2 separate regions of the Mus musculus genome follow, and region 2 is linked to region 1. A link is a loop called in an ENCODE intact Hi-C map of the cell type or tissue named here. Cell type or tissue: heart. All regions are shown on one strand. Links, peaks and the distances in the headings refer to the core of each region. The heading gives the core; the rest is flanking DNA. Region 1 overlaps Cfap97 (cilia and flagella associated protein 97). Region 2 has its middle 26 kb from the start of Slc25a4.

The links. Peaks named below come from ENCODE experiments on the same cell type or tissue, not always from the same donor. Only the 100,000 strongest peaks of a DNase experiment are listed, where the experiment ranks them.
Region 2: it touches region 1 in a loop (7-fold over the local background); 18 of 42 quality-filtered maps call a loop at or near these places.

What each region holds. Positions count from the first base shown.
Region 1 is chr8:46,183,797-46,188,193 of GRCm38, forward strand. The region is part of intron 3 of Cfap97 (cilia and flagella associated protein 97); the gene reads left to right. Among named protein-coding and RNA genes, the nearest start is that of Cfap97, 22 kb to the left of the region's middle. In heart, for the core only: a CTCF peak has its summit at 1,752 (motif pointing right); no DNase peak of the experiment used is centred there.
Region 2 is chr8:46,235,022-46,239,418 of GRCm38, forward strand. No RefSeq gene overlaps it. Among named protein-coding and RNA genes, the nearest start is that of Slc25a4, 26 kb to the left of the region's middle. In heart, for the core only: a CTCF peak has its summit at 2,135 (motif pointing left); a DNase peak (open chromatin) is centred at 1,720; H3K4me3 peaks cover 616 bases; H3K27ac peaks cover 1,305 bases.

The sequences.
Region 1 (4,397 bases), core at 98-4,097:
GGTGCTGGGGAATCAAACCCAGGTCCTCTGCAAGAGCAGCAAGTGCTCTTCACTAGTAAGTGGACTCTCCAGCTTCTTGTATCAAAACTTTTTAAGTTGATTGAGATTCCCCTGTAAGTGTGTAACATTGTGATTATACCCTTTGCTGGTAGACACTCTAGGCAGTTGTAATAGATGGACACTGACGTTAAACTGTCTGTTCATGTCTCTGCTTCATTTCCCTTAAGTGTCGAAACTGGAATTGCTGGGCCACATGCTAGTAATTCTTTGTTTCATTTTTTTTGTTGTTGTTGTTGTCTTGTTTTGATATTGAGATATGGTCTCACTGTATAACCCAAGCTGGCCTTAAACTTCTATTTCTCTTGCTCTTCCTTTCCAGTGCAGGCACCAGGTGTGTGCTTAGCTTTTTAAAGAGCCTGGACTTAACAGATGGAAAATCTCAGCCCACTAGTGTCTGACTATGCATTATATTCATATGAATATTCATAGGTGAGGACTGTCAGCAGCTTCTTAAAGCTTTCACTATTCCTCCAGCAATGATCTTTTTGTTTGTTTCATTTTGTTTTTTTGAAATAAGGTTTCTCTGTGCCCTGGCTGTCCTGAAACTCACTCTGTAGACCAGACTGGCCTCAAACTCACAGGGATCCACCTGTCTCTGCTTCCCAGAGGGCTGGAATCAAAAGTAGGCACCACCACACATGGCTTCAAAAGTGAAGATTTAAAAGCAGTGGGAAACTGCCAATATTTTATTCTTCTTTGCTCCATATACATTGTAACTTACATATGTAAACAAGTATTTTTTCCAGTGTAACTTGTTACACATCAGAACATGGCTTTATTCAACTGACTGTATATGATATTGCTATATTTAATTTTGTTTGATTATTCATTGGTGCTGCAGGTCAAATCCAGGTCTTGGAAATGCTGTCATTGAACTATCAGAGCCACAGCCCACAAAGTCCTGGCATGTCAGCATGTAATCAGCCCATGTGATAAGATAGTTTGACTTTTCTTTTTGATGAGCTTAGAACTGGTGTATTTTTGTGCTATTATATATAGTTTTCATGTTTCCTAACTGGTTATTTGTTACTTGTTTTTATGTTTATTTTATATCCAAACCCTTCTTTATTTTTCTGTTTATTTAAACATTTTCTCTCTCTGTCTTACCGTGGATGTGAAGACATTGGATAACTTGAAGAGTCAGTTCTTTCTGTCCACTGTGTAGGCTCCAGGACCAAGCTCACCTCTTCCCAAACTTCAGAGAGCCATATTGGCTTTAAGTTTTCCTACAGTGTGAGCTAATACTCGGTTTAATCTGTTTTCTGGCTGATTGATTGTGGTTGTAATGAATGCTTGTACACACATGCATGTAGTTATATCTGTGGCTGGTATATGAACAAACAAGGTCCATTGTTTGTCATGATTATTAAAACACACGCACACACACACACACACACACACACACACACACATTAGCATACTGGACTCCAGGAGCTGCATGAATAAACTTAAAACAGTAAAGTACTATGCAGAAGTGTAGACTATAAAATGGAGCCCTAGAATTCAAAGCAAATTGTTACTATGTCCCACTAAATTTCAAGGTCTATCCTCTGTTTCAGTGGGCAGATATTAGCATTCTTCTCTTTAGATACTATATCCAAGTAAATCAAGGGAGTACAGAGGAGATGCTAAAGTGTTGTTGCTTGTTCAGTCTCCAGCAACAAGGAAAGGAGGGAGGGTAGAGAGAAATACAGTTTTGCCAGCAGAGGGCGTGCTTGCTTCATACTGACTGTTACCGCAAGACTGTTTCCAAAACAGGGTTTTAAGTCCTGAATCTTGAAATTCCTTGTGGATGGATGGATGGATGGATGGATGGATGGATGGATTGGTGGGTGGATTGGTGGGTGGATTTCTTTGCTAGCATTTAAACATGTTATGTTTCCTTTTTTTTCTCAGAGAGACAAAAATAGACATAGCAAGAGAGTTCTCAGAAGGATACTGGTGTGTTGTTTCATTTTAGCATCTAATGAGCTTATTTCACTTTTCGAATTATATGTCAGGTTTTCCCCTCAGGTAAAAGAGCAGGGGCTTGCTTTCAACAATGTTAGGGATGAAATAAGCCTCCCCCAAGTGGTCACAAGCAGTCTACAACTTCAGTTAAAATTTTTTTTTTTCATTTTGCTTTTTAAGGTGTCTCTGTCTCTCACGCTGTCCGTCTCTCACTAAGGTCTGTCTGTCTCCCGCTCCCTCTCCCCGCCCCTCCTCGCGTGGATAAGAGTTTTAAATCCAGAGAAGTAGATTTTTCTGCTTCTGAATTTCCTATTAACTTTTTTTTAAACTACAATGTTTCATAAAGTTTCAGATCTAAAAGCATCCAGTGAAGACTCTGAGTTTGCTGGATGGCCAGAACCTTCCACTGAGGTCTTGAATAACTTATAGTTCACTTAGTGTTATTTTCCTCTTTCTGCGGTTACCATCCTTCTGTGGCAGACAGAGAGCTGACTGCGGCTCAGTAGGACTCCAGCTGGGAAAATGTGAGATGCCCTTGCCTCTACTTTCCCGACTTTTGGATACTTGTTACTTTTTTTTTTTCACAAAGATGAATAACAGTGGTTCTAGACTTAATCTACAAGACATTTATAAGATGCCAAAGAGAAAGGTGGTAGGGGAGTCTTAGCATTGTTTTAAATCTAGGCTGTTCTGGGCCCCAGAGGTGGCCCACACCTGTCATCCCAGCACCTGGGAGGTAGAGGTAGGAGGATCAGGTGTTCATGGCTTCCCTAGGCTACGCTGCAAGTGCAGGCAAAGCCTGGACTACATGGGACCCTGTCACAGAACAAATGGCAGGAGAAAATGGTAGCATTGAAAGCAACACACCTTCAACAATCAAATCTATGCTCTTACCTTACATTTCTACAGAACGTTTTCAACTTGGCTGTTTTTCTCATTGTCAAGGAACTTCCAAATGTCATTTTTAAAATCTTTTGGGATATTAAAATAGTATCTTTATAAGCCTTTTTGGTTTGTTTCTATGTACAGAATTACAAAGAACTACCCCTTATTTTTAATATTTTCTGGGTTTTTTTGTTTTTGTTTTTTGGGGGTGTTTGTTTGTTTGTTTGTTTGTTTTCGAGACAGGGTTTCTCTGTGTAGCCCTGGCTGTCCCGGAACTCACTCTGTAGACCAGGCTGGCCTCAAACTCAGAAATCCACCTGCCTCTGCCTCCAAAGGGCTGGGATTAAAGGCGTGTGCCACCACCACCCGGCTTATTTTCTGTGTACCATGTAAGACTATTTTTTTCATAATTGGTAACAAAATGCAAATTCCTATCAATATTTTAGAACATTATGAAACCGAAACAAAATATTACTTTGGGCAGATTCTGTGTGTACATATCTCAAGACCCAGACATATAGTTCTGTAAATGGCTCAATGACATTTAAACTCGTAACATTAAGTGTGGACAATGAACCCTTTTCTCAACCGTACCTATTTTTTATTAGATATTTTCTTTATTTACATTTTAGATGTTATCCCCTTTCCTAGTTTCCCCTCCCACTGCTCCCCAACCCCCCTCCCACTTCCTGGCCCTGGCGTTCCCCTATACTGGGGCATAGAACCTTCACGGGACCAAGGACCTCTCCTCCTATTGATGGCCAACTAGCCATCCTCTGCTACATATGCAGCTAGAGTCATGAGTCCCACCATGTGTTTTCTTTGATTGGTGGTTTATTCTAAGGGAGCTCTGAGGGTACTGGTTAGTTAGTATTGTTCCTCCTATGGGGCTACAAAACCCTTCAGCTCCTTGGGTACTTTCTCTAGTTCCTTCATTGGGGACCCTGTGTCTGCATCCAATGGATGGCTGCTAACATCCACTTCCGTATTAGTCAGGTACTGGCAGAGCCTCTCAGGAGACAGCTATATCAGGCTCCTGTCATCAAGCACTTCTTGGCATCTGCCTAGTGTCTGGGTTGGTGGTTGTTTATGGGCTGGATCCCCAGGTGGGGCAGTCTCTGGATGGTCCTTCCTTCAGTCTCTGCTCTGAACTGTGTCTCTGTAACTCCTTCCCTGGGAATGTTGGCAACCGTACCTATTTCTTAGACTTTATCACGTGTTGCTGTAGTGCTCACTCAGTTCAGTCACTGCCTTACCCATTCCTTCAGAAATGAGAATCAGACAATGAATTTGTTCCCTCCCCTCCAGATGGACTAACATCCCTGTGCTCCCAGCTCTCAGGATTCATGCTCAAGGCCAGCGTGAGGCCAGCTGACCTACGGAGGGACAGCCTATCTCAAAAATCCAAACAGAAATCAGTGACAAGGAATTGAAACCATGGGACTGTCAGAATATTTAAAAACGCAAGCTGAGCTCTGAAGGGAAAGTATAACCTGAGCTGT
Region 2 (4,397 bases), core at 307-4,306, 51 kb after region 1:
ATCTTCAGGCTCCGATGATATAAACTGAAGACCAGCGGCTCTCGGGAAATCTCCTATCTGGACTGCAGAGACACCATGCTGGTGGGCTGAGCATGCACTACTGGGTTCTCCAGCACACAGACAGCCAATGTTGGACTTCCCAGCCTATATGATGTGAGCCCATCCTGAGACTCCCATTTGAAATATACATTGGTTCTGTTCCTCTGGGAGAAGTAGCTCTCAGCCTTTCAACAGTTGTGACACTTTAATATAGCTTCTCCTGTTGTGGCGACCCCTAATCATAAAATTATTTCCAGTGCTACTTCGTAGCTGTAATTTTGCTACTGTTATGAAACATAATGTCAATATTTTGGGAGATAGAAGTTTGCCAAAGGGGTTAAAACCCACAGGTTGAGAACTATTGCCTGAGGGACCCCTACCCAACAGTCTTAAGAAGACTTAGTAAGCATTCATTGCCCACTTCCGTGTCTGTACTAATATCTTTATGACTATCATGTGAAACCCTTGAATGTATGGACAGACCATAGCTGTCACCAACCCTACCAATGTCAGCAGATAGCAGCTGAAACCAAGGCAAAGATTTCCCCACTTCGATGTAAGCCGATGTGTTTGATATGAATTTGTTTTGTAACACTAACACCTCCTGACACCTTTTCCTTCTTCCTTTCTTTCTTTCTTTCTTTCTTTCTTTCTTTCTTTCTTTCTTTCTTTCTTTCTTTCTTTCTTTCTTCCTTCCTTCCTTCCTTCCTTTCTTTCTTTCTTTCTTTCTTTCTTTTGGTTGGCTTTTCGAGACAGGGTTTCTCTGTATAGCCCTGGCTATCCTGGAACTCACTTTGTAGACCAGGCTGGCCTCGAACTCAGAAATCCACCTGCCTCTGCCTCCTGAGTGCTGGGATTAACTAACACCATTTCTACATTGGAACAAGGTATTTGCAGATCCTTGAGTGGTATTGGCATTCCTGATCAGGGGAAATGAGATCCAGTCTCATGTAGCCCAGGCTGGCCTCAATCTCACTATGTAGCCAAAGATGACCTTGAACCTCTGGTCTTCCTTTCTCTGCTTTGGAATGCTTAGATTAGAAGGCGTGTATCACCACATCTAGTTTATATAAGGCTGAGTGTCCAGCCTAGGGCTTTGTGCACACTGGGTAAGCCCTCTACCAATGGACCCACATCCCAGCCCATGAGATTCTTAAGAAAAAAATAATGTAAAGACCCACATGTGATTTACGTGGGAAACTGGTACAGTAATGGTCCAGCTTACCCTCTCTCAGGCTGAAGGGTAATATTTCATTTTGGTCTTGAAACATGCATGCCTTGTACATTAAAAATGGAGTGTTTCGGTGTTTTTTGTTTGTTTGTTTTCTGGAGACCTTCAAGCTTGTAAACAGTTCAACGGGCATTAACTACTTGGATTTCCTGAGAAACTTCCAGAAAGGCAACAATGAAAGGATCAGGAACAAATCCTTCCCACACTCATGTCCTGCCCCTCTGGGTTGGCCACTGCCATTCTTATAGATTCCACAGTCCTACCAACATTCCCGGACAGGCTTTCAGACAGGCTGGACTCTTAAAATGCTCCATCTCTGGGCTGCTCTCCCTGGGGGCCCAATGTCAATGCATAGCAGGCAGCCTCGCCTCTGATGTCCAGGGGAAGCTGGCCTTTGGGACAGAAGGTGGCATAGAAATGGAACTGCCGTACGTTGTTAATGAAGTTAGTCTTATAATTAAAACCATTTTTGCAAGACCCAACCTGCTTTCCCGGGTGAAGGAGGTTACCCCAGTGCATGGAGGGTGCAGGGCACTGTCTTGGTGTGACTCACCTCCCCCTGAATAACTTCTGCAGCTCCTGAAGAGCCATGCCCTATTTTTAGCTTCAGCCTTCTGGAGCACTTGACCTTTTGCCTAGATAGGGGACCTTATAGTGGAGAGTAAACTTTAGCCTGCTCAGTCCATGCTACACAGGGACCTACATTAAAGTTAAATTGTGCTCTCTTTAGGACACTTGCAATGCAGAGGGGCTACTTAGAACAAAGTAAAATTGCTCATAGACACACACATGTGCATGGATACACACACACATGTTGGTAACATCACCTTCCATGCCGGAGTTATAACTTTTTTCTTTTGTATCTCTTCTGCCATCTACTGTATGAAGTTGGCATAAATGACATTTATGAAAATATTTTAAACCCCGGGCAAGTATCATTTTACTGAAATATTAATCCTGCTCATTTCAGAATAACAAAAAAACTTGCACATAATATTCAGAAATAAAGAGGGTGTGGGGAACTTTTGGGATAGCATTGGAAATGTAAATGAAATAAATGCCCAATAATAAAAAAATAAAAATAAATAAATAAAAAGAGCTCATGGACTTGAAAGAGAAGCAGGAGGAGTATATGGGAGGACGTTGAGGGAGGAAACAGAAGGGGAAATGATATAATTATGTTATAATCTCAAAAACTAATACAATTTTTCAATAAAAAATATTCAGAAATAAAGAAATACCATAAGTCATTAAAAATTATTACTAAGAAGTTTTTCTCTCCTTTTTAAAAATGAAATTGTTCTTTACTGTGTTTACTGTTGTTATAACTGAGTAGTTGAGGCTAGGCAATTTATGGCAAAGAATTTATTTCTTGCCATTCTAGAAGCTAAAATGTCCAAGCTTATCTGGTCAGAGCACAGAACATCTCATGGTGAGGGACTGTGAGGGCTGGTTAAGCCGTTATGACTAACAGGCACCGCTGTCTCGTCATAATGGATCATCCTTTCACTTGCTCACCCTTCAGCTGCTCTAGGAGAGGTTGGAATTCCAACGCTAGTGCTGCAGGACTGCAACTCTGTTGCTATTGACTTTTTGCGGTTATAGAGTTACTTTTGTGTACGAACACACCTGCCTTCCCAGATGCACAGGATGCAGGACTACATTCTAGTGACCCCCTTCCTTCTGACTAACCTTTGTGTTCCCTCAGTGTTAGTGATGAGAGTAGTCCACTCATGAAAGCAGAGCCCTATGGCTCATTCATTGTCCAAAGATCCTACCTCAACTGCCATTAGCATTTAGTGAAAAGACACGAGTCTAAAGCAATAAACCAGCACACCTGTGACCTTGCGTGTCTCTCTCTTGCTCTTGCTTCAACGGCTGTTTGCCTGTGTTCCTTGAGAATGCTCCCTTGAGTCAAATCTCTATACAGAAGCTGGGGAGGGAGGAGGTCTTCCTACTTTTAAATATGTATATTTACAGATTTATCTATTGCTTCATGTGTATGTGCTTGAGTGTGTATCTGTGCACCACATGTGTACAGGTACACAGAAGAGGGCATTGATTCTCTGGGACTGAAGTTACTGGCTGTGGTTAACCATCCTATGTGAGTGCTGGGAATGTATCCTTGATACTCTGTGAGAACAGCAAGTGCTCTTAACCACTGAGCCATCTGGCCAGCCCTTTGATGGGATCTAATTCATTCTGTCCTTATCATGGTTCAGGGCTGCCTTTTTGCCTTCTGGAAATGGTCAGGGTCAGTGACAAAGATGCTAGAGCCCTGTAGTCCCCATCTGTGGCCCTCAGCAGCACCTCAACTCTACTGTTCTCTTCTTCCACCTTAAAGACCATCCTTCGTACTGTCTGGAATTCTGCGTGTGGTCTTCCTAGTGTCTGGAGTTCTGCGTGTGGCAGCTGATACACTCTTTTCTTCTCTCTTTTTTTTTAAAGATTTATTTATTTACTTATTTATTTAATGTATATGGGTACGGGAAAGAAATACCCATGGAAGGAGTTACAGAGACAAAGTTTGGAGCTAAGACAAAAGGATGGACCATCCAGAGACTACCCCACCCGGGGATCCATCCCATAATCAGCCACCAAACCCAGACACTATTGTATATACCAGCAAGATTTTACTGAAAGGACTCTGATATAGCTGTCTCCTGTGAGGTTATACCAGTGCCTGGAAAATACAGAAATGGATGCTCACAGTCAGCTATAGGATGGAACACAGGGCCCCCAATGGAGGAGCTAGAGAAAGTACCCAAGGAGCTGAAGGGATCTGCAACCCTATAGGTGGAACAACAATATGAACTAACCAGTACCTCCCAGAACTTGTGTCTCTAGCTGCATATGTAGCAGAAGATGACCTAGTTGTCCATCATTTGGAAGAGAGGCCCCTTGGTATTGCAAACTTTATATGCCCCAGTACAGGGAAATACCAGGACCAACAAGTTGGAGTGGGTAGGGGAACAGGGTGGGGGGAGGGTATAGGGAACTTTCAGGATAGCATTTGAAATGTAAATAAAGAAAATATCTAATAAAAAAATTTTAAAAATGTATTTGAGTACACTGTTGTTGTCTTCAGACACACCAGAAGAGGGCATCAGATTCCATTAGAAATGTC